Regions from separate parts of the Homo sapiens genome. Here regions 1 and 2 are each linked to region 3. The links are chromatin loops, found by intact Hi-C in ENCODE. Cell type or tissue: ascending aorta. All regions are shown on one strand.

Region 1 (8,000 bases), 430 kb before region 3:
ATAACATGAAATCCACCATTTTAGCACATTTTTAAGTGCACAGTGCCGTATTGTTAACTATGGGCACTAGGATGTACAGCAGATCTCTAGAACTTACTCATCTTGCATAACTACAACTTTACAGCCATTGAACAACAGCTTCCCATTTCCTCCCCCCTCTAGCCCCTGGCAACCACCATTCTATTCTCTGCTTCTGTCAGTTTGACTATTTTAGACACCCCATATAAGTGGAATCATGCAAGATTTGTCTTTCTGATACTGGCTTATTTCACTTAGCTTAATGTCTTCCAGGTTCATTCATGTTGTTGCAAATGGTAGGATTACTTTCTTTTTTTAAGGCTGGATAATATTCCATTGTAAATACTTGTGAAATAATAAGAAATAGACATTTGGTCTCTGTCCCCGTTTCCTGGAGCACAGCTCCTAAAACCTTTGAAATCTCTGAGGTGGTGTCTTTTCCTATGCTAATGAGATGACTGGGTGGCTGAATAGCCTTGTGTTGGGGGTGCTGGTAGGCAGGGGAACCCACCACGAGATTAGAGGGGTGGGACTTTTAGCCCAGTGCCTGCCTGCTGCTCTGGGGAGGGGAGGGGGCTGAAGTTTGGGCTGAGCACTAATGGCCAATGATGTAATCAATTGTTGTATGCAATGAAGCTTCCATAAACCCCCCAAAGGACAGGTTTGGAGAGCTTCAGGGTTGCTGAACACACGGAGGCGCTGGGAGGGGCGTGGAAATTCCCCGCCCCTTCCCCGCACCTCGCGCTCTCCCATTTGGCCGTTTCCAAGTTGTATCCTTTATAATTAATGGGTAAATGTAATCAAGAGTTTTCCTGAGTTCTGTGAGTCACTCTAGTAAATGACGGAATCTGAGAAGGGGGTCACGAGAACACGTGCTTTACAGCTGGCGGGTCAGAAGCTCAAGTGACCTGACTGGACTCTGAAGTGGGGATAGTGTTGCGGAACCCAGCTCTCAACCTGTGGGTGCTGCACTGTCTCCATGTAGATAGTGTACGTAGACGGCGTCAGACGCGAGTTAAATTGTAGGAGCTGCTGGTGTCAGAGAATTGCTTGGTGAGGAAAAACACCCCACACATCTGGTCACAGGCGTGATCCGTGTTGAGTGTGGTGTCAGAAGGGAGGTGTTCTGGAAGTATTGAGAGTGGTGTGAGGACAGTAGGAGGAAACTGTTTTCTATTCGGTACGATGTTTTCTGCATCTGTTTATCCATCCATGGGCATTTGTGTGGTGTCTACCTCTTGACTATATGAATAGAGCTGTGGCTCATGTAGGAGCGAGTGTAGTCATTTTGATGGCTCATGGTCCCTGGGACACATTACATATTTAAATATCTGTCAATTGACCACATTTTTTTTTGTTGTTTTTGTTTCTGAGACGGAGTCTCGCTCTTTTTCCCAGGCTGGAGTGCAGTGGCGCGATCTTGGCTCACTGCAAGCTCCGCCTCCCGGATTCATGCCATTCTCCTGCCTCAGCCTCCCGAGTAGCTGGGACTTTAGGCGCCCACCACCGCGCCCGGCTAATTTTTTGTATTTTTAGTAGAGACGGGGTTTCACCGTGTTAGCCAGGATGGTCTCGATCTCCTGACCTCGTCATCCACCCGCCTCGGCCTCCCAAAGTGCTGGGATTACAAGGCTTGAGCCACTGCGCCCGGGCGACCACATCTTTATCTTAGTATTTCCAACCACAGCTTTTCCTCCAATACTGACATTTATATTTTATTGACTGAAATGTTAATTACATGTAGTTTCTTACAGTGCCTTTTATCAACCCAAAGGAGAAACTCAGATTGAAGTAAATTCAAGCCTTACTTAAATGTCAACCAGATTGCATTTTCTTTAATGGAAGTAGCTGCTATGATATCATCCCAGATAGTTTTCTCCATGCAGCTCAAAGTTGTCTTGGAGGTGTGTGCCACGGTGCAGCATCGCAGCCTTCCCGTTCACAATCACCTTGTATATGGTTAGAATCATCAAGTCCATCTTCTCATTATTTCCCTGAGCTTATGTTAAGAGCTACAAGTTACTATGTAAAATAAAGATAAAGAATTTTTTTTATATTAGTAAGAGTGTAAATAGCATGTCTCAAGTGATGCAGAGAAGGTATTTCTGAACTCAGAAAGAAATGAATTCACTGCAACTCCTTTGAGGGAAGGAAAGATGAGCATCTTACCCGTTTTGGTCAGATCCCACCTTTGCCAAACCGTGACAGCGAGCATCTGGCCTGTGGTGCAGGAGACCGGTCAGGGCCATCCTGGAATGCCGTCTCAGATGCCGATTCACTCTTTCTTTCTTTTTCTTTCTCTCTTTCTTTCTTTCTTTCTTTCTTTCTTTCTTTCTTTCTTTCTTTCTTTCTTCTTCTTTCTTTCTTTCTTTCTTTTTGCGTCAGCGTCTCACTCTGTCACCCAGGCTGGAGTGCAGTGGCACGATCTCTGCTCACTGCAAACTCCGTCTCTTGGGCTTAAACAATTCTCGTGCCTCAGCCTCCCAAGTAGCTGGGATTACAGGCACCCACCATCACACCAGGCTAATTTTTGTATTTTTAGTGGGGACAAGGTTTCACCATCTCGGCCACGCTGGTCTTGAACTCCTGACTTCAAATGATCCACCGGTCTTGGCTTCCCAAGGTGCTGGGATTATAGGTGTGAGCCACTAGACCTGGCCCTGATTATTTCAATACTGGAGTGATTTTGGCTGTGACAAGCCCCCCGCAGTGCTATAGCTGGCACTCCTACCTTTTGGGAGAAGACACTGTATTTTAAATACAGGTCCTTGAAACATCTTCCTTGAAAACCTTTAGTCTGAATCCATCTGATTCCTGGGTAAGTTGCAAGGGGGCTATGTTTGCTGCATGTCTGATGTGGAATAAAACATTTAAAATTATATTGAGGCTTAACTGAATTTAAGTGTATCCACTAAGAAGGTGAGAACAACTTCTAAAAATAATAAATGAGAAGGAATTGGGGTGTGTGGGGGGGAGGGGAAAGTCATATGGTTGGTGGGTACATTGTGTGTCTACTTGAACTCATGTTTTGTTTCCATTTTCAAACCAAGAAAATAAATTAAGAGAGATTGGTAATGGGAACTAATCTTAAATCCCCAGAAATGAACCACATTTTGAGTATTATTGCGTGCCCTCTCTCTTTTCCTCTCTCCCTTTCTCTCTCTCTCTAGGTCCCAAACCTGTTCTTTAATGTGATACATGGAAATGAGTGGTGCAGTTCATTAGCTCAGCCAGTAGAGGGAATGGCTCATTACCACGTGCAAGGCTTCCCCCAAATCTCCTCCTATGCTCCAGTGTCCTGTTAGTACAACTTTGCAAATAGATGCTGTCAAGGGAGTTCAGGGCCAGTGAGGTGTGATGAGTTGACCTTCATCTTTTGAACTGTGTTCCTATAACTTTCTTTTTTTTTATGGCTGTCTCTGATTTCTGTCTCTATTTCTGTGTTTCTGTCACTGCCTTCTTGACCTCCTTTCTGGGCATCTCCTGGTACATTCTTAGAGTGTCTAGTGTGCTCTCTCTGTGCCCACCAAAGCTAGAAACCCCTTAGGCACCTCTTGTTTTTCTAGAACACTAATTTTTCATAAAGTTTCTGTTCACAGAGGGAAAATACTGGAACATTCTCATTTATTGGATCCCTTATTCACCCTAGATGTGTAAGCCAAAACTTGTATTCATGGCTGAGACAAGTCTGCAAACAATTTTCTGGACTTTGAAGACCAGGCTGCCTCAAGTTTGGAGGTTTTATCTATTACCCATATAGGCATCACTGTCTTAATTTTAAAGTTCAACATGTGAGGGAGAAAAGTCCCTATATCTTACTTTTCATGCTCTGACTTTGCCTCTACTTTTCGTTACTGTGTGTGCTTGAATGAATGTGCTGATTTTAACTCTATCTACGGGAAACCTTTTTCTATTATTAGACCGTTGTAATGTTCAAGAAGCACTCACCAGGCTGAGCGTTTGCTCAAAGTCAGATTTTCCCCAAGTCAGATGTAGGAGAATTTGTGAAATATAGTCCCCAGTAAAAGTTGGCACTGGATTGCATCTCTAATTAACAATCCTGCTTATGAATTTGGATTAATATTTGATAAAAATTCATTTGGCGTGATCTAGCGCCTCCCTCCATCACGCTAGTTTGTTGAGACCATAGGCATGCAGATTTCATTCCATTGGTAGATAACAGCATAAAACATTTTCTATTTTTAAATGAGTCACCAAGAATCCTGCATTTCTGTAGATGATTTATCATATTATCTAGCCACTCGTGTGGAAATGCATGGAGGTTTGGTTTTATGGCAAATGTTGTTTAAAATATCAGGACATGTTCTTGTACCACGTTTAGGGTCGTGGTATGGGAAGGCTGTCTGCAAAAGATGAGGAAGTTTGAGCACACTGGGTTATTGTGGCCTAAACCACTTGAGGGTAATGAAAGCCACTCCTGTAGGGCTGCTTCTAGCCGTGCCAGCACCCTGCTAGAAGTGCCATGTGTGTTCTAGCACACTCCATGTGCTACATGCTGGCATGGGATTCTGACAAGAATGTTGGGGTAGGCACTGCTACCACTGTTGCACAAATGAGAAAACTGAGGCTGGGAGAGGCTGGGTCACTTTGATCTCCTTATGCTGCTAGTAAGTGACAGAGCCAAGATGCACACCCACCTTGGCCTGAAACCTGAGCCATTCACTTTCTTCTCCACCCCAGGCTGCCTCCCGAACTCCATCATTGGAGTCCCTGGGTAATGACTGTCATCTCTTCATGGCTGTTTGGATGGCATCACTCACCTTTTCTTACATTTCTCTCTGAGCAACTTTCTTTTCTTTTCTTGTAGGTCTTAAATCCCTCTGTTCTAGTTTACAGACTCAGAGATGGAAAATATTGAGTATGAATTGCTAGTAAAATTGGTTTGTTTCATTTTTGGCTTTGGAAAACAAGGTGGATTCTTTCACCACAAGATCATATCCAGTGCATTCAGGGGTGAGACGGGGCCAGGGTTCTTTCAGGTGCAGCAGGCTTTGGTCTGTACCAGGGATCGAAGCACGCCGGGAGTTACAGGGTGCTGCAGAGGAGCAAATGAAAGGGCTACCGGCAGACACCTTTGCTCCCCAAATCAGGTAGAAGAGACCTCCTACGACTATTGGGGTGCTTCCAGCATTGAGGACTCCTGCTTGGCAAGGTAGAGTAAAAAATGTGTTTATTAAAGAACTAGCGGTGGAACATAAATGGATGTTGAAATAGAACAGAACCAGGCGAAACAGCCCACCAGCAGATAGCCATAAAAATTAAGGTTACAAAACAGAACACATACTTTGCCCTGCTCCTCCATCTCTGAACTCAGGGTCAGGCCCTCGGCCTGAACTGTGCTTCCCAGCTGGTGTTTGCTTCACTCCAAACAGTCTTTCTAGGTTTCTCAGCCTAGGCTAAACCAAGGTGTCATTTCTCACCATCTCTTTTATAAGATTTATTTCATATTATTTGTGTTTGGGATGGCTGCCTTTGAGTTTTTCTAGACAAGATACAGGCTCCTTTTTGACACCCTAGACTTCCTGGGAGGAGGACACAGGAGAGGAGTTGGGAGGTCAGGACAGAGTGGAGAAAGTGATTGCCTACATTTTCTGTGGAATTCTTAGCCAAGAGACCTCAGAAGATTTTGCCCCTATTATATACAACACACCTCTTTCTTCTTCCCGTCATTAATTAACCTCTTTGAAGAGTGTCTTGGGCCCAAGACTCTGGCTCCATCTGAACCTTCTTCCAAAAAGAATGTAAATTTCCTTGTTCTCTGCATTGAGAGACTTCACTAAGTACAGACACAAGAAGAAAGGGCTGGGAATGCGATGATATAGAGTACCCAGATTTCACATTCTAGATGCAATGCAAATGTTCCTGGCAGAACAGGGGTCATTTTGCAGAGGCAGTTCATAACTTGCTTTGCCAGGATTAGTCATGGCTCCTACAAGTTTCCAGTTTCTGCAGGATCTTTGTGTGGGGATGCCAAGAGGGTAGATAGAATTTTAAGAATTTTGCTTTCATGTCAAGATAATTCAAGTAAGTTTTCTGTTTCCTTTCATTTTTTTTGTAGCACATAGAATGTCTTGGGATTTTTAATGCACCTCTCCTTAACACCTATAGAGTCTTCAATATAAAAATACTAGGAAGTCCTTAGATTTTATAAGATAGAAATAATTGTGAAGAAAATAACTGCTAATGAAAGAAGTAAGTTCATCAGGCTTTCCTCATAACAATAGAAAGCATTTAAGGTCTTCAATATACTATAAAGATAATACCTGCTTGCAGTCTTTTAAAATCAGCAGTATTAATTTATGAGCATGAAATTAAGCACAGAGCCTCCCCGAATACAACAATTCATTATTATTATTGGTCCTTTGAAAGACTCTCTATAAATTCAAAGTCAGAGTCAGCCTTGGGGAAACATATTAGAATTGCAGCAGAAATATAGGGAAAAAATACAACTTTGTTTTTTGTACATCTGGGAAGATCTGGGCAAGGTAAATATACCAGGATGTGCAATTCAGATGCAATTTATTGTTCTACCTCTTTAGCAGAAAAAAGTGAAAAGGGGAAGAAGAATAATCATTTTCCTATATTTTTATGGTGGCTATAAATGTCTTCATAAATAGGGCACCTGTTCAAAGGAATTCTTTTTTCTTGTATGCAGTGCTAGAGTGATTAAGCCAATGGAAAAACCAAGGAAGAATAAAATTCCAAGATTCGATACTTTCTGGGGAGGAGGTTGGAAAGTCAGTGGCCTTTCAAATGTTAATCCCTTGTGATTTTGCCACTTACTGAAAATCCTTTTCTACTAATGAAGAATACATTAGGAAAAAGCCGTGATGTTTAGTCTTCTTGCTGATATTTGGTACCAAGCTATGCAGCCCTCACAGAACCTCTAATGAAATATCTGCCATGGCTGATCGTGTGTATGTGTCTCAGTGAGCATACAACATTGATCAGGGCCTCGGGTTTCTTTGGAGTGAAGTTCAGTGGGATAGAAAATTGGAGTTTCTGCTCATGCCTGTAATCCCAGCACTTTGGGAGGCCGAGGCGGGCGGATCACGAGGTCAGGAAATCGAGACCATCCTGGCTAACACGGTGAAATCCCGTCTCTACTAAAAATACAAAAAATTAGCCAGGAGGCTGAGGCAGGAGAATGGCATGATCCCGGGAGGCGGAGTTTGCCGTGAGCCGAGATGGCGCCACTGCACTCCAGCCTGGGCGAAAGAGCAAGACCCCGTCTCAAAAAAAAAAATAAATAAATAAATAAAAAATAAAAAAATAAAGAAAACTGGAGTTTCTGATTACATTGTGCCAGATATCTATTTTATGGATTCAGGTCCACTATTTATAGAACCAAGTAAAAACTGTTTTAGAATTCAGAACTTGGAAAAATATGTAGCTACCTTCAAACTAGTAAAGAATTTCTTTCCCTCTCTCATTTTCTCCTTCCCATCTCTCTCCTTCCTGTCCATCCATCCCTTTGTTCATCCATGCATCCTAAGTAGTGGGATCTGTGTAACTACTTGAGTTACCTTTTTGCTTAGTCTAGCTTGTAGAAAGCTTAGAGTTAAGGTTTATACTCAACTTCTTTAATAAAAATAGTAATTATAACAGCTAACATTTATTGAGTAATTACTAGGCCTCTTTCAATGTGCTAAGTAAGCACTTTACATACTTCCATTATTTAATCCTTAAAGCTGCCCCACTAAGTAGCAGCCAATGTGATCCTTATTTTCCAGATGAGAAAGCTGGGGTTTATGGAGGCACTTGGCTTGTGCAGGTGGCAGCTGGTTAGCAGTGGAGCCTGGGTTCAAATCCAGGTAGTCTCTCTTAGATCCTGTGCTTTTAACATGACTCGGAGCTGCCACTCTGTGCCTCTTCCAGCCTGGATCTTCTGTTACAGGTGTCTTCACTCTGTAGTGCTGATCTTTTATTCTTATTTAATAGGTCAATTGTAAAAGGGCCAT
Region 2 (8,000 bases), 170 kb before region 3:
AAGTTGGAAAGGTGAGGTGCTGAGCCCAGGTCCACACAGCTGGTTCTGAGGAGCAGGCCAGTACTTGAGCTCAGTTTCGTGCATTCCTAGTCCCTTTGCCTTTCTTGCTTTTGCTGCCCGCCTTGTCAGGAGAATGAAAGAATCAATATGCGTGGAGTGCCCACCCTGTGCAAAGCAACAGCCTGTTCCCTTTAGACGAAGAAGGCAAGAATCCAGGCCAAGGGGTAAGCTGCTTCAGTGCTGTCATTCTACACGGTGACCAAGGTTGTTATTTTATATTCAACCTTCTTGTAAGGTCAGGGAATGACAACACATTATTCATCCTTTGATGTTTGCTAAGCAAATATAAAGTTTGTAAGTTGGCGTGAACCCAGTGTTGGTTTGAGAACTCTCAAATTGCAGCTTGCAGAGTTGTGGGTGAGGGTAAGAGATACAGAGATGTGATAAGGAAGGAGCATAGCAGATCTATGCAAAACTAACCATTTGTAAATTGCATGGAAAATTGTGTTTTTGCACTGTTGTGTTTTCCCTACTGCCTTTCATTGCATTTGTAAATGGGGTGCAGATTTAAGCCCCCAGTATTTGGCAGTCTTTAAAGATAGTCTGTTTTTGGTTTCGAAGAACTTCAGAACTGTGCTTCTTAACTTTATTAGGAAGACTATGCACATTTATGCTTTGAAGAAAATGAACGCGGATTAAAGATTAAGGAATTTGTGAAAATGGGAAGTCAGGGAATTTGCTCAGTTAGGACTGATGGAGAGGCTGAGTGACCTTAACATCAAAAGGAATGTCTCTATGTGATACTGTTTCCTGTCTGTTTCTGGGAGAGCATTTCAGTCACATTTTATCAAAGGCTTAATCTGCTGATTTTTGGTGAGTTTGTATGTTTTTTTCTTTCTTTTTTCTTTTTACTTCATAATAAAATTTTGAATTGACCTAAATCTGATAATTTATTCAAAATAAAGCCAAGGAGCTATTTTGCCTGAGGACACAGAGCTTGAAGGGGACAAGTGAACAGAGTGAGGAGAAAGGGCTTCTTTTCTTAGATTTGCTGTGACTCAGCCGAGATCCTGAGTGAATGACTCAATTTCTCTTTACTTTAGTTTCTCCATTTGTAAAACAATTTTAATAATACTCGGGATTGCTGCCTGTGAAATAACTTTATCCCCTCAGAAGAAATGAGCTATCAAAATACAATATGTGATTAGGCAATCTGTAGCTTTTGATTGTGTACTAAGGGGCCAAGTTTAGCAATATTTTTTTGGCCAGTGTTCTGAAGGAAATAGTTTGATTTTCACAATCAGTTGGGCTTACCAGCAAATAATGATCACAAAAGCTATGTGTCTGAGTAAAATACAAGTTATTTTCTAGCATGCTGGCTCCCACTGTTCCAGGCAGCTAAATATGTAGATGGTTGTTCAGCTTCACTGTTATTTTTTTGGTCTTGTCTCATCAGATACGCATTCCAAGAAATTAAGATTTGTTTCACCATTAAACTGACATTCTCAACTGCACTCCAATCAACTGGATAAAAGCAGAGAACCCATCAGAAGCTGTTTCTGGTTGACTATCACCTTTCAAAGAATATGTATTGGGAGAGAGCCTTCATACTTCTCAATTAGTGATTGTTAGAAATCACTAATGATGTATTGTAAGATGCTTTTCATGTCAAAGTGTTCCAAAACCCTTTGCAAGCGCACATATAAACAGGCATTACTTCACCGCCATTGAAATGCAGCCACCTCTTGGACAAAATGTGGCCGCTGTTTAATAATGCATAGCAACATTCCAAAACAATGGAGGCCTGGAAGTAAGGGGCAAACTTGCATCCAACTCAAATCACCTGGGAAGTTTTCTGGGCTGAGTTAGTTGTGCTGTAAGGGAGCTTTTGTAACTGCAGGAGGCCAGGACATTAGTTTGACGTCTGTTTAGGAAAGTAGGCTCCATTCTGCTCAGCACCCCTGGATCACGCTCACCTGTTAAATCATCCATGTCCCAGACTGTATGTAACTTGATGGACAGTCCTCTGAAATGGGGCCAGTTTTTGATACCAGCTGACAGAGGGGCTGGGCAGTATGGAGAGGTGGCCTTTCATGAGAGACAGGGTGGGCAGACCCCTGCAACAAGATTTGGAACTGGGAATGGTCCTGGGTGATAGAAAGCAGAGATTCATCCAATTCTTTCTGGTTACTGTAAAGTGTGTTCTCCAACTTTGGAAATCTTTCCCACAAATTCATTAACCTCTGGTCTATGCCATCCTTCATACTGATCTACTCTGATGGGCCACAGATCTTGAAAAAGAGCCAGAAAAAATGTCTCTTTTTGGACCAAAATTTGATTAGCAAAAATAGCTTATCCTTTAGGCAAAAGAATAACTCAATTTACAAGTAGATTAACCTGTTCTGAATAGGAAAATCAAAGCTCAATGACCACTTGTATTGCTTTACACCTTCTGTGGTCCCCAGGGTAGTGTGATTATTTTTATGGATAAAGAGGGAAGTCAACACAGCATACTAAAACTTACGGGATGCATTAGAAGAAGTGCTCACAGGGAAATTGATCGCTGTGCATGCATACATTAAAGAAAAATGAAAACCTCAATGTAATAACCTAGTCATACACCTTAAGGAACTAGGAAAAGAGGAGCAAATTAAACCTCAAACCAGCACAGGGAAGAAAATAAAGATTAGAGTGTAGAGAAGTAAAATAGAGAATAAAAAATTATAGAGAAAATCAAAACCACGAGTTGATTTTTTGGAAAGATCAAAGGGTTGACAAGCCTTTAGCTAGACTAAGAGGAGGAGAGTCCATCGTGGCAGGGTCTTTTTCTTTCATTCTGGGGGCTTGATGGGGCTGGGCTGGTCTCTTTTCTCACTCACAGAAAGATCTGGGAGTCTTTTCAGTGTTGTCTTGGATGACGGAGTGTAGTGGAGCATCCAAGACCCTTCCTGGGAGGCTGTGTGTCACAGGTCAAAGAAAACTGTGTGTCCTCCACACCCTAAATATTCTTATATGAACAAAAAAGGAAACACAAACATCCAAGGCCATCCTACAGTGGAAAAGAGCAGCCTGGAGCTGGGGCGGGGGCTGGCAGGCAGAGCCCGGGCTGAGTCAGATTAGGAGGAACATGCGGTGGTGGGGATGATGTTTGCAGAGTGATTGTCTAGCCAAGGTCTTGGCTAGAGCCATTGGCTGGTAGGGCCACTGCGGTCCCTACCCTGAATCACCCTGGAGCCCAGCAGCTGTCTTCTCAACATGCAGGAACCAGGGCTGTGGTTCCAATTCACCGTATCCTGGTGACAGTTCTGATTCTCCATGGAAAATTCCGTATTTCCCAACTAGGTCCAAATTAAATATTGACTTTACTAATTTTAAATTGTTTCACCCAGAGACATGTACTTTTATAAGGACATTCTGAAGAAATATTTTGAGTGATTGCTAAGGCACTTCTGCTAGACAAGGCTTCATGGAGGTGCAGTTGTGGGGAGCAGCAGAGATGTGCCTGCAGCAAGCATCCTGGCCTGTGGGAGGGGCAGCAAGAGCCTGGAACCCTGAAACACTGCCCCTGACCAGGCACGGGGCACAGCTGCTGGGCTCCTTTGGGGTGTTCACCGTGCATGTCTTGCGGAAGCTGTCCCCTCTGCCCTGCAGGACATCTCAGCGTCCTCTGAGTCCTGGTGATTTGTAGGCTCTTCTTCTGCCTGGCTGTGGATACACAGTGTTTCACGCCTGGGCTAGCCTTAGGGACTACCAAGGGTCCCCTTTCTCTGGGTGTCTTTCTTACCTAATCCACATTTCACTTCATCTCTACGGCGTGTCCAAAAGCAAAATTTCAACAAATGGAGTTGACAGATTGAGTTGACTGTTATTAGTCATAGCCCATCTAAAGATTTAGACGGGTGCTGCACTGGGCATGACAGTTGGTTTCTATAAGGCTGCTTGAGCAGGAGCAAGGAAATGGCATAATACAAAAAGCAGGTGGGCTAACATCTGGTGATTTCAGGTTGCTTTTCTCCAAAGGGTTAAAGCAGAGGGGATTTCCTTATCATGCTGGCTGAAAGTGGCTTCCTTAGAAATTTGGCTGTTATCTCTCCTGATTTCTCAGAAGGCCAGATAAACACTTTCATTTCTGTTTGGTGGCATGAAACTTTAGCCTGAGTGACTCCATTTTGGTGTGATCTGTTGAGGCGTAGTTTCGGAGCTCACTCCAAATCAATGGCCTCCCTTAAGTCATATTTAGCAAGTACCAGCAACGTATGTCTCCAGCACAACTGGTGGAACCAAGTTAGTTCCGTTTGACGATTGTTAGGATGTTCTCCAGTCACCTTCCCTGCCCCCTCACTTGATGTCAGGTCAATGTGTTATCTCACCCAGGAGAGCATTGTTCTTGAAAGCCATCCTCTACTCATAAAAAGCAGTGATTCTCCAGGGCATGTAAGGGAATTTGGTGTTTTTTCTGAATAGGAGGGAGAGACATCAACAGATGTATTGGAATGGATTGGGAGTTGGAGGTGATGAGACTGGAGTTTGGGATCCGTCCAGGAACCTAATAAGATGATCCTATAGAGAGACGTTGGGGTCTTATCAAAAGCGTTGGCCAGAGGAAACTGTTACCGGGAGCTACCACTCTTCCCTTCAAAAATGAAACTGACATTGACAGGATGAGGACATTTCTCCATAACGAATTCCAGGATCCTTTGTGGAATGCATGTGGCGGTGTAGGCACTGGGCTGGGAGTGGTATGCACAAGAAGGAGTGTGTCCTGGTTCTGCCCTCGGGGACCTCTCAGAAACTTGACGGAGACTTTCATGCTAACGCTGGTATAGCAAGCTCACCTGCATCGTAATTATGCGTTTCACACAGGCTTAATGAAATAGTAGACACAAAACGCAGGATAATTACTTAAAATTGAGGCAAGACATTTTCTTGTATCCTGTAAGTATTAATGTTTAGTGACCCAGACAAGCCTCTTTTAAACTTTTTTCTTTGAGCCATTTATAATATACCAAACTTTGTCTAGGAGGAAAAAAGTCACACTAGTTAGTCCTCATACTATCTTCTGTTCAATCAACCTACCTTGTCTCTTCTAGAAATTATTATTTCCACACTTAGTGCAAGCACAGTAAACACTTATTTAGTATTTTTATTCTTTAACCTTTTTAAAATTTCTATGAATATATAATAGTCATATTGTATTTTAAATATTAAAAATTATACTTATTCATTAGTATGCAAAGCAAAAGAAAACAAAACCCAGCGAAATGTTAGGCATCTTATTCTCTAGGATTTATTCATGTTGTAAAAAAATGGCTTGGCTTTTTGCTTAGATAGGAGCACTTGACCTGTGTTTGTGAATTTTGTAGGATTTCCTATGTCTTATTCTGCAGGCAGCATTGACAATCGCCGTGCATGCACCTTAGCATCTCTCTGTAGTGGATCAGCCAGGAATTGCTGACAAGGACCCCGCATGGATAAGGATGTATGTGTGGCCACAAGGAAATCTTTCCTGGCTGAGGCTGAGTTGGAGACCCTCTGTGTGCTTCCCTGTCACCTGGGCTCACCTGTCCTGACACTCCTGATTTGACCTGCTGCCTGAATGAGCCGCAGCTGATGGAGTGAGTAACAAAACGGAAAGCTTCCCTCTCTGTGCCCTCTCACAGGAGGGGATAATAGCTGTTGGTTTTCCAAGAATAGGCATTCTTAGACATGACTGGGATGACAACAATAACAGTTAATTATCAACAGAGAGGAAACTAAAAGAACTCAATGTCCTGACTTAAAGGAATGCGGGCAAAGGATAGTGGGTCAAACCCGCATTCGTAAGGGTTAGACTTTTCTATGTAAGTATTGAGTTGTGGAAGTCAGAATGTAATAATTATTAGTGATAGGGCCAGTAGGGTGTTGACTTACCTCATGGATTATATAAAACCCCTGGTCTTTGGCACCTTCCTAACATTGGACGTAGGTCACCCCTGCACAAGCAGCGAAGGAGCAAGCACTAAGATCTAACCTCCAAGTGCATGTCCAAGCTTAGCTTCTGTGACTTTTCTCCCAAAGCCTGACTCATCTACTCCCAGTCCCCGATGCATCTTACCTTTTGAGCGTGCTATGTAAGAATTTGCCCCCTCTCTGCCTGGCAGTAAATGTTGTCGGTGAAGTGGTTCCATCAACAGGAATTCACGTAGAGCAGTGGGGTTGTTGAAATATAAAACTTATTCTGATTCCTCTTTACTCAGAATTACTTCTGTTGTTCTAAGTTAGTCATGTGTAGAGACTACTGACAATGCTAAAATCATTCACTGGGCAGATTGAAATGCATTTTGTGGATGTTTTCTCTCTTAGAAAAATAATTGTTATCATTTGAATTTTTTTCTGCGTCTTAGAAATATTTTTCTCCTTGTGTTCCTGTATGATTGGTTTGGTGCACATCTTCACTTAACTCTCCACGATTCTCTCAGGTTCTGATGATATGAGAGACTGACTCCAATACCTCTGTGTCCCTAGGAGATTGTAATTGAAATGCGAGCTCTTAGCATTTTCTCTGTTTTGAGCTTAAAACTGAAGAACTAAAAAAAAAGGAATTATTAGAGACATCATTTTAAACATTCTTTCTCAATGGGTTTTCATAGATAGAGATGCTTTACTAAATGTTGAATTATTTTGGTAAGTGATTATACATCTTTACATTCAGGACAGGAGCCTTTCAATTTGTGTTTTTGTGTTGCTGAGGTCACTGTTTTTTGTTTGTTTGTTTGTTTGTTTTTCCGTTTGTGGGTGGGTATTTGGAGGTAAGAAAGGTGGTGAACTCAAGAGTAGAAGTCACAGAAGTTACATGACACTTTAAGTTTGAGAAAGGACTGAATGAGCCACGTTTAACAAAGTCAGACTTGTTACAGAAAAAGAAACAGAAAACCTTTAGAAAATGGCATATAGCTCATGCTTGTAATCCCAGCACTTTGGGTGGCTGAGGCAGGAAGACTGCTTGAGGCCAGGAGTTCAAAACCAGCCTGGGCAACATAGCGAGATTCTGTGTCTACAAAAAATAAAAATAAAAAATAAAAATAAAAAAAATTAGCTGGGCATGGTGGCAAACATTTATAGTCCCAGCTCCCTGTGGGGCTGAGGTGGGATTGTTTGAACCTGGGTAGTTGAGGCTACAGTGAGCCATGATCATGCTACTGTACTCCAGACTGGGTGACACAGTGAGGCCCTGTATCAAAAAAAAAAAAAAAAAAAAAGAAAATCGCAGAGTACAAAAACTAAGAGATGCATTCTGGAAAAATAACAAAACGTGCCGCCAGTCCTAACACCTCTATGTTTTGTATTTTAACCCCCTCCTTGGTTAAGTGAAGGGGAAGTGAAGACCACAGTGACTCGTTTCCTTTAGAAACACTGCTTATTGGCCTGACATCATGGAAAGAAATTTCCCCAGCTATTTTGGTAGTGGTGGTAATTCAACCCTGAATGTAAGAACTGAAACCTTCTCCCACATCTGAGGTCACCATAAACCATTGTGCAAGTCACTAACTCTTTGGCCATTTCAAGTCATTGTTTGTCTTTCTAACAACAGTCTCCATAAATCAGTCACTCGGGTGTTCTCAGGCATTGGAATGAAGTGTGAGTTTTCTCATCCTTGGAAATTAATTGAAATCAACCAGGAGGATCAGATGGCAAGGTGATGAAATCAGAGTCAAAGGAGGGATGGACTAAGAAGCGGAGCCTTGGCCTGCATGCTCCTCGAGGCCTCCGGTTCCCCTTTGCTGATGTGCTCTCCCCAGTGCAATTGAGTTTGTTTTCACTTCCTGTTATTCCAATAGGTCATCACTCTTGGTGTGTGAATGTTTGACCTCTCCCTGTTTCATTACCCAAACCACCGCCCCATCAAAACACCAGCAACAACTGCAGCTTTAGGAGAAGGATGCCAAGTTTGATTTGTTTTTTAGGTAAAGAGTCATCTGATTTTAGCAAGATGGTAACCTGGTGAATGTAAAAGTGAAAAG
Region 3 (8,000 bases):
GATATAATGTAAAGTACAAAACACCCACCAATGATAATAATTTCTATCAACATTTCACATCTGTAGTTAACTTGAAGCAGATGCTCTAAGACACGGCCCATTGTTTTATATTTGCATGTGACAACATGTTTTGATGTTTTCTTTTTAATTGTAACATCATGTCATGCAGCTTTTTAAAAAAGTACATGTGTGGTAAGTGTCAAAGCCTGAGCTAAAATTTCATTTCGAAAACTCTTTGTAGCATTTCCAATGATCCTATCTTTTTTCCATGTACTCCACAGGATTCAACAGAGTTGGATTGCTGAGAATAAAATTACGGATTTCTCCATAATGGACACACGCACTTTTTGTTTGTGCTGTTTCCTTTAGAATGGACGATGAGTCAAAATTGTTCGTTTATGCTTCTTCACAGAAGGATCTTCTGTGTCGTAGGAGGTGGCCTGCAGCAATCTGGACATTCAGTGGTCCTCCTGTGATTAATAGGTGAACGGATGAGCTATTCTGATAAGAACTGGGGAACTTTTGCCATTCAAAAGCAAATAGAAGAACTGGGAGATTCCTCAACTTAGCTTTTCTTTTTTTTGGTTCTAAAGTGACTGCGAATGGAGGTAGAAGAGAAGAAAAGCTTTCAAAAACATCTTCCATTAAGAAAAATATGTATCTTCATGAAGACCTATCTGAGTAAAATTACTAAAACATAATGGCTTTCTTGAAATAGAATGGAATGAAAGGCATATTAGGGAGTATGAAAGTATGAAGATTTTATTAACATACTTCTAGAAGTTTATTAAATATCTGCACAGGAACTGTAATTTGAGATCAGTGGTGGAAAGAGAATAAAGGAATCACGTGGACATCAGCTCTGAGGCCTGTGGCCCCACTTGCTTCTGGGCTTTCTATAGACATTTGCTGGTGACCTGCCCAGGCAGGCTAGAGTACCCTTCCTCATTGCACCCTGTGTTCCCATCCTCTTTTCCTTCCTTCCTTCCTTCCTTCCTTCCTTCCTTCCTTTCTTCCTCCATCCCTTATGAAACCCTCGTTGTGCAGTTACTTATTAGGTGCTGTGTGAGCGTCTGAAGTCTCCCCTCACCCACTTTTCCATTTGGGCCACTTGGCCAGTGATTGCATCAGTACCAGGGTTCTAGGAGCCATGCAGGGATCCCCAGTGGGCAGAGCTGGCCGTAGCATTTGGAAAGGAAGAGAGAGAACTGGAGACAATGCCTAGGAACAAAAGCAGAGTCCAGACCCAGGCATCAAGTGCAAATCCAAAGGCTCTGGATGAGTCAGTTCCCAGCAAAGGGACACAAGTAGGCACAGAAGGAAGGACAGCAGAAAACACTGGTCCAGAGAGGGCCTGCAGAGCCAGAAGCGATGACGCATCCAAGGTTGTGTTTGACTTCTGCACTGCCTCTGCAACCTGTAAGCACATCTGAGCCAGTTCAGAAAGTAGGAAAACCAAAGTATATCAGAAATGGCCTCTTATCATCAAGGAGATTTTGGTCTAGATTGCTTATTGCTCAGGAGAAATCACCACTTTTTAAAAAGATATGCTGAGATAGGGTTTAGTTGGGATAGAAAAGGTTATTAAACTACGGGACACCCTTCCTTTACAGAGTGTAAGCACTACTACCCCTTTTGTTTGTCTGTTTTTCTTATTTTTCTCACAGATGCAGTTCCTGCATTAGTATTGATAAATGTGTGGCTGCTCCACTTGGAGTGTTTTCAAAGCATAAATCACAGCATTGATGGTGCTGTGGTTTGGCTCTTCCAGCCCTCTTAACAACGGTCTGATGGACTTGGCGAGAGTCTAGCCACGTGTTCTGGCCTCTGTCACTCTCATGGCTGAAACGCATGCACACCCACAGATGGGGGCCCCGTGGTAGAGATGTGCCTCTACTTGTCAAATAGACTGACTCCAAATTCGGAAATATGCCTCAGGAATCTAGAAAGATAGAAAAGGAGTCTTCGTCACTGTAGGGTCTCATTCACAATATGGAGGAGAGATGGAGGGGAGTTTTTGGTATAAATTTTGCCTCATAAAAATTCTCCACGTTGTTTTGTACTGTATGAGGGTAGCGAGAAATTAGTTGATGGTTAACAATCAAGCTGGAGAAGAATATCCTCAATTTTTCACATGGAAAATGAAAAACTACAACTCCTTCCAAATATATGTATGTTTCTTTTCTGAAGATAGACGTGTGTGTGTTTGTGTGTATCATATAACATTTATTTTTTGATTTCTTTGTTATCAACAGTAAAAATACAGAAAATGATGCCAAAGAGAATTTCTGATTTTTCTTTCCTTGTTTTCCATTAAAGTGTATTACAAATAATGTCTTCAAACACAATAGCATGCATAGTGGCTTAAATTGGATTCTTCCTGGGCCACTCTGTTTAGGATCCAGGTTTTTAACATTGTTCTTCTAAGTGCATCCATGTTTCCTGAGATCCACAAAGCTTGATCTCATCCGTGGAACCACCTGGCCTAGAACCAGCTGCGGCTCTTACTGTGGTCCCCAGACGGGCAGCCTCTGCATCACTGGGAGCTCCTTTGAAAGGCAGGTTCTTGGGCTTCACCCAAGACCCACTCAATCAGAAACTCCAGGGGCGGGCCTAGCCATCTGTGTTTTAACAGGGTGAGGCCGATGCTGGTGCAGGCTTTACTGCTTCCAATAGTTGTGCAAACTTGAACTAGATGATTAACTTTCTTAAATCTCAGTTTCTTTACTTGTAAAATGAAGCTAGTATTATTTACTCATTGGACTATTAGGAACACCAAGTTTATAATACATTGTCTAACACGCTGTATGTATCACTTAATAAGTGTTTTCTTCCTCTTCCCCATCCAGAGCACTTTCTACCCTCTTCCCCCTCACCTGCCTCTAGACCAATAATATATCAATTCTGTTTTTATAAGGAATTAGTCAACATAAAAATTTCAATGTAGATCTTGCATCAATTTGGTGCAATGCACTTGGAGGCTATTTCTATTAGTACACCTTTAAAACAAAATGCTGAACAACTGCTGTGTTGTTTTCTAGGTTAAAAGCAATCCTCCCAAAGAAGTAGAGGTCTCAACTTTTACATCTTGATTTTACTGCAAAGAATATAGAAGGTTTAAAAGACAGGGTCTTTCTATGTCTCTAGGAACTTTTGTGCTTCCCTCATCTAGAAGAACCAGGAGTAACTCCTTCATTGGAGATCGTCTTTCACTTGGAGTTTAAAGCATTTTGCTTATGTGACACCCTTTTTTGAAATGGCCTCTTTGATGTGGAGAGGCAGAGGGTATCTTAATGAATTCTAGACTGCTTTCTGCACAATCCATCTCTGAAAGCTGAGGAAGATGGATCCTGTTTTGTCATCTAGCTTCTTGCTACTCAGTATATGTTCCATAGGGACCAACAACAGTGGGAGCTGGTGAGAAATGAGGAATCTCAGACCCCTCCCTAGGCCTACAAAACCAGAATCTGCATTTTAATAAGATCTTCAAATAATTCGTACTCATATTACTGATTTGACACTGGATGAGTTCATTGTATCTATTTAGGCAAATAGATATGAAAAATTAAAGGGAACTTTTCTGGCTGTTTGAAAACACCTTCTTTTCAATGAAAATTTTAAACTGCTTCCTGTGGCTCACAATGGACCCAAAATTAGAACTAAATTCTGCCTAAGTGCTTTTCTTTAAACTGTATCACCTAAGGGATATATAAAGAGGCAAGAGTTTAGAACTCACTAAATCTAGAAGACATAACTCTAAATAAGAGCGTGACGCAGGAAGTCAGTTGATTGGTGGTGTCCCTGCATCACTTTCTTGGAGACCGTCTTGCCCATCCTGTAACCACACACTCTTCCTTCTTATGCTTTGCGCTTCTCCAATTCCGTAAGCACTGACCGGAGCATTTCCATTAATGGAGTTGCCTTTCCAAGAGATTTTTATTACAGGGTTTTAAAAATGAGGCCTTCAAATTCTTAAGACCGAAAGGAATGAAAGTATAACTGTGATTATAAGATTATAGAAATCATCATGGGTTGAACTTTGGGAGTAAGAACTCCTGTCTTGAACTGTTTAAAACATGCTAGGAAGATGACTATTGATTTGTTAGTCTGTCTATATCCCAAGAACTGTATTCGGTGCGAGGGATACTAGGGAACGGTGTCCTCTTCACAACACTTGGAGTCTATACTTTTCTTGGGTATACCATCTTGTAAGATTTTGAACCAGCAGAATACTAGGGTGTACCCAAATTTGTAATGTAGCTGGTGCCCCCTGCTGGAACAGGGTTACTTAAATTTCCATCTTTTGGGCCATCTGTGCCAGCAACCCTGTTAAGACACAGCCTTGCCAACGTAGCCTATGGGTATAAGAGTAAGTCATTTAATTAACCTCTGCTTCAGTTCCCTGACATATAAGAGTAGAATAACAATAGCAGCCAATCCCAAGCTTCTTGTTGAAAGGTAGAATTAATTAGGGATGACAGTAAAATACTTCATGAAAACTGGATACTAAATAGTGATAAATGTTTGAACATGCCTCCAGTGTTCCTCTGGCAGGAAATGACAATGTGGTATGTGTTATTACTAGACTCGATGTTGCTAATTTTATCTGGTTATTAATTCTCACTTGTCTTAAAGTTGAAATGCACACATACACCTTCATCCACCCCAATCAATATTACATGAGCTGAAGATTTTTGCTGATAGCATTCTCTAGTGAGCAAGATGTGATGAAGAATGTGCTTCAAACAGAGAGGACAAAATAGGTCAGTAAGTGTCTTTGTGTATTACAGGTATAATACTTTGAAAATCACTGATTTGTACTCCTTTATTGATAGGGGGACTTCTCCTGACACAAGAGTGAGTCCCAGAGAATAAGGGTCCCAGAGATTGAATTCCATATGAAGAAGGGAGGGAGTATGAGATTGAGGAAATGCAAGGAGAAATAAGAGTGCCCCATTTTCCTGGCCGGGAAGGTGATGGAAGAAATAAAAAAGAAAGTGCTAAGGTAGAAAAGTCAGTGTGCATCCTATCTCTCCTTTCATGGATAGAACCCCAGTGGGGTTGGGAGTGGGAGAGTTTTAGCTAGAGGTAGGGCAAAACCCCAAGGACATTCCAGGAGAAGTACTGTAGCTGGAAAGCTGTTTCTCCCAGGAGAAGCTGGGGTCAGTTGGCATCCAGCATGATGTGTGGTTGGCCGAAAGAGGAGGCAAAACAAACAGGACTGAGGCAGGCTCCTGGTCCCACAGCCTGTGTGTGGTGTGCAGGAGATTTTTAAAGTCCCTGCAGAAAATGATGAAGGAGTCAAAACTCCTAGGCTTGAGACCAAGGCTGCAGTTTGCAAATTCTTCAGGGATGAGGCAGGTGGCTGAGACCAAGGATTTTGGAAAGAAGTGCCATCACGATGCCTGGATGGCTGTGGAGTTAGGCACACTGCAGTGCTGTGGGCTCAAGGCAGGGGGGCAGCTCACCTAGAGCACAGGGGAGATTGCAGAATGCTATGCATTTGTAGGGCCCTGCTCTCTGGCACTCATGCCACAGCCAGACTGCAACAGGCTCACCTAAAAGGCCTGGAAGTTACCTTGGAGAAGAGCAAAAGATATAGAACACCCAGAATTTCCTTAAGGAAATATTTGAATTATTGGATCAGACTAAGTTTGACAAACTGAGAAACTGGATCAGCCCCAAGAAACAAGGAAGCTCCACTTGTCTTCATACATCTCACCCTAAAGTATACAGTTGTGAACCTTCTACATGGCTCAAAAATTGTACCAAAATATGCCCAGATTTCCAGGATAATTGGTGGCCCAATTCTTCTAAGTACTGTCAAGTATCAAAACACCTGTGTGATGCTGAAGCCTACATCTTAGAGCTTGTTACGAAGGATCTGGTGTTTGTAGGAATAGAAGATTAATGGAGTTTATAGAGCCTCAATGAGATGAGGAGGCCATTGTGACATCACATTATCAAAATTATTATGGGATATCATGTTAGCAGAAAAGAGATACGGGAGAAAGAAATGGGGGTAGAAAATCTTTAGTTGTTTACTAGAAAAGAAAAAAGCCATATGTGTTCACTGTGATGACACAGAGGTGTTGGGGGGAAAAAATAAAATAAGACAAGAAGCCAAATTCACGAATGTTTAGAAACAAGTGGAAGCTGCGCACATCTCTGATCATTCTGTTGACGCCAGCTTTACAAAATGGAGGCCCACTTTAAAAATAAGTGTACTGAAGGGTTAGGCAAAGGACATGTTTTGTTTTTTTTGTCCTGAAATCTGCAGTCACTGAGATTGGTATTAATGACATCACTATTATGAATGCTGCGATTTCATCTAGTATCTATTCAGTTAACTGCGAACTTGAGGTCTGAACAAGTCCTCTCTTCCTGCTCCTCCCTGCTAAATACAACTTTAAACTCTGGAAATAACCTAAGAGACAACCAAAGGAGGGTACCAAAAAAAGGAAGAGGAAGGTGGGGACTGATGAGGGATCCATACGGGTGAGGGACAACGCAGAGCCAGTGTCCTGTGTCTTATCCAGGCATCTAACCTAACAAGAAAGAGAACCCCAGGCCTGGCAGAAGGCAGCCCAGATAGGCCCATTTCTCCTTGGATCCAATGGGAATCCTACTGAAAACACCAGGTGGGCTGGAGCACCAGCTATCAAGGATTGAACAAGAGTTATGCCAAGGGCCGACACCTAGGGCCAGGGCCAGGGCAGTGATCCTGTTTCTGCAGGTGTGAAGGGACTCTCTTCTTCCATCTGGGGACAACTGGGTTCAGTGGGGAGGCCAAGCGCCCTGCCAGGGAGTCCTTTTCACACTGACCACAAAACCAATATCCATTAAAAATGGGCGAGTCCAATATGATTTATAAATAATAATATGAAAACAAATACAATGTTAACATATAGGATTCCATAACATTAAAAAATACCATGATCAATGTGTTTATTTCAGGAATGCAAGCCTATTTAATATTTATAAATCTATTCTCATCCACATTAATGAATTTAAGCATAAAAATTATATGCTAATCTCCCCAGATATTACAAAGGAATAAGTAATAGCCAATCTTAATAAAAAGAAAATTTGTTATAAAACAAGTGTAGATGAATTCTTCATTGACACGATAAAATATATTTATAATAATGCTAAAGATAGTATTATGACTAGCAAGAAAAAAATGTTAGAAACATTCCCATTAAAATAAGAGATAGGACCAGGGTGTTTGCTGTCTCTGGTCTTTAGCACTTTTCTGGAGCTATAAGCCAATGCAATGTGACAAGAGAATAAAGTTTAAAAACTGAAAATTGAAAAAAGGAAGGGTACAATTTTATTTGTTGGCAAATTGTATAGTAGCATATCTTCAAATAGTCTAGACAATTAACTGAAAAACTCTTCCATAAATTAGAGGCACTCAAAATGAATATGCAGAATATATACAGAATCTATACAGCAAGAGAAGACCCAATTTACAATCCCATACAAATGATAAAGTACCTTGAAATAAATTTAATGAAAAATGTGCTAAAAACAACAAGGTTATATTTATGGGCTTTCTTTTTTTTTTCTTTGAGACAGAGTCTCGCTGTGTTGCCTAGGCTAGAGTGCAGTGGTGCGATCTTGGCTCACTGCAAGCTCCGCCTCCCAGGTTCATGCCATTCTCCTGCCTCAGCCTCCCGAGTAGCTGGGACTACAGGTGCCCACCACCACGCCTGGCTAATTTTTTGTATTTTTAGTAGAGACGGGGTTTCACTGTGTTAGCCAGGATGGTCTTGATCTCCTGACCTCATGATCCATCCACCTCAGCCTCCCAAAGTGCTGGGATTACAGGTGTGAGCCACCGTTCCTGGCTTATTTCTGGACTTTCTTATTCTGTTCCATTGATCTCTTTAACAATTCTTGTACCACTTTTAATCATTATAGCTTTATAATATGTTTTAATATTTAGTAAATCTAGTTCTGTGTAAATGTCTCTGAATAGGAAGCTTGTTTTATTA

Evidence for each region. Peaks named below come from ENCODE experiments on the same cell type or tissue, not always from the same donor. Only the 100,000 strongest peaks of a DNase experiment are listed, where the experiment ranks them.
Region 1: it touches region 3 in a loop (2.3-fold over the local background); 14 of 110 quality-filtered maps call a loop at or near these places.
Region 2: it touches region 3 in a loop (2.3-fold over the local background); 5 of 110 quality-filtered maps call a loop at or near these places.

What each region holds. Positions count from the first base shown.
Region 1 is chr13:21,846,288-21,854,287 of GRCh38, forward strand. No RefSeq gene overlaps it. Among named protein-coding and RNA genes, the nearest start is that of LINC00424, 28 kb to the right of the region's middle. In ascending aorta, a CTCF peak has its summit at 3,255 (motif pointing right); no DNase peak of the experiment used is centred here.
Region 2 is chr13:22,107,411-22,115,410 of GRCh38, forward strand. All of the region lies in intron 3 of LOC105370108 (a long non-coding RNA gene), which reads left to right. It also overlaps the pseudogene MTND3P1. Among named protein-coding and RNA genes, the nearest start is that of LINC00540, 99 kb to the right of the region's middle. RefSeq lists enhancers at 3,603-3,662, 7,444-7,783. In ascending aorta, no CTCF peak of the experiment used is centred here; DNase peaks (open chromatin) are centred at 1,394, 3,181, 3,576 and 7,745; H3K4me3 peaks cover 408 bases; H3K27ac peaks cover 6,745 bases.
Region 3 is chr13:22,274,242-22,282,241 of GRCh38, forward strand. It overlaps LINC00540 (long intergenic non-protein coding RNA 540), which reads left to right. Exons shown (of 2, transcript NR_103810.1): 2 at 282-2,280. Among named protein-coding and RNA genes, the nearest start is that of LINC00540, 68 kb to the left of the region's middle. In ascending aorta, a CTCF peak has its summit at 4,265 (motif pointing left); a DNase peak (open chromatin) is centred at 4,290; H3K27ac peaks cover 874 bases.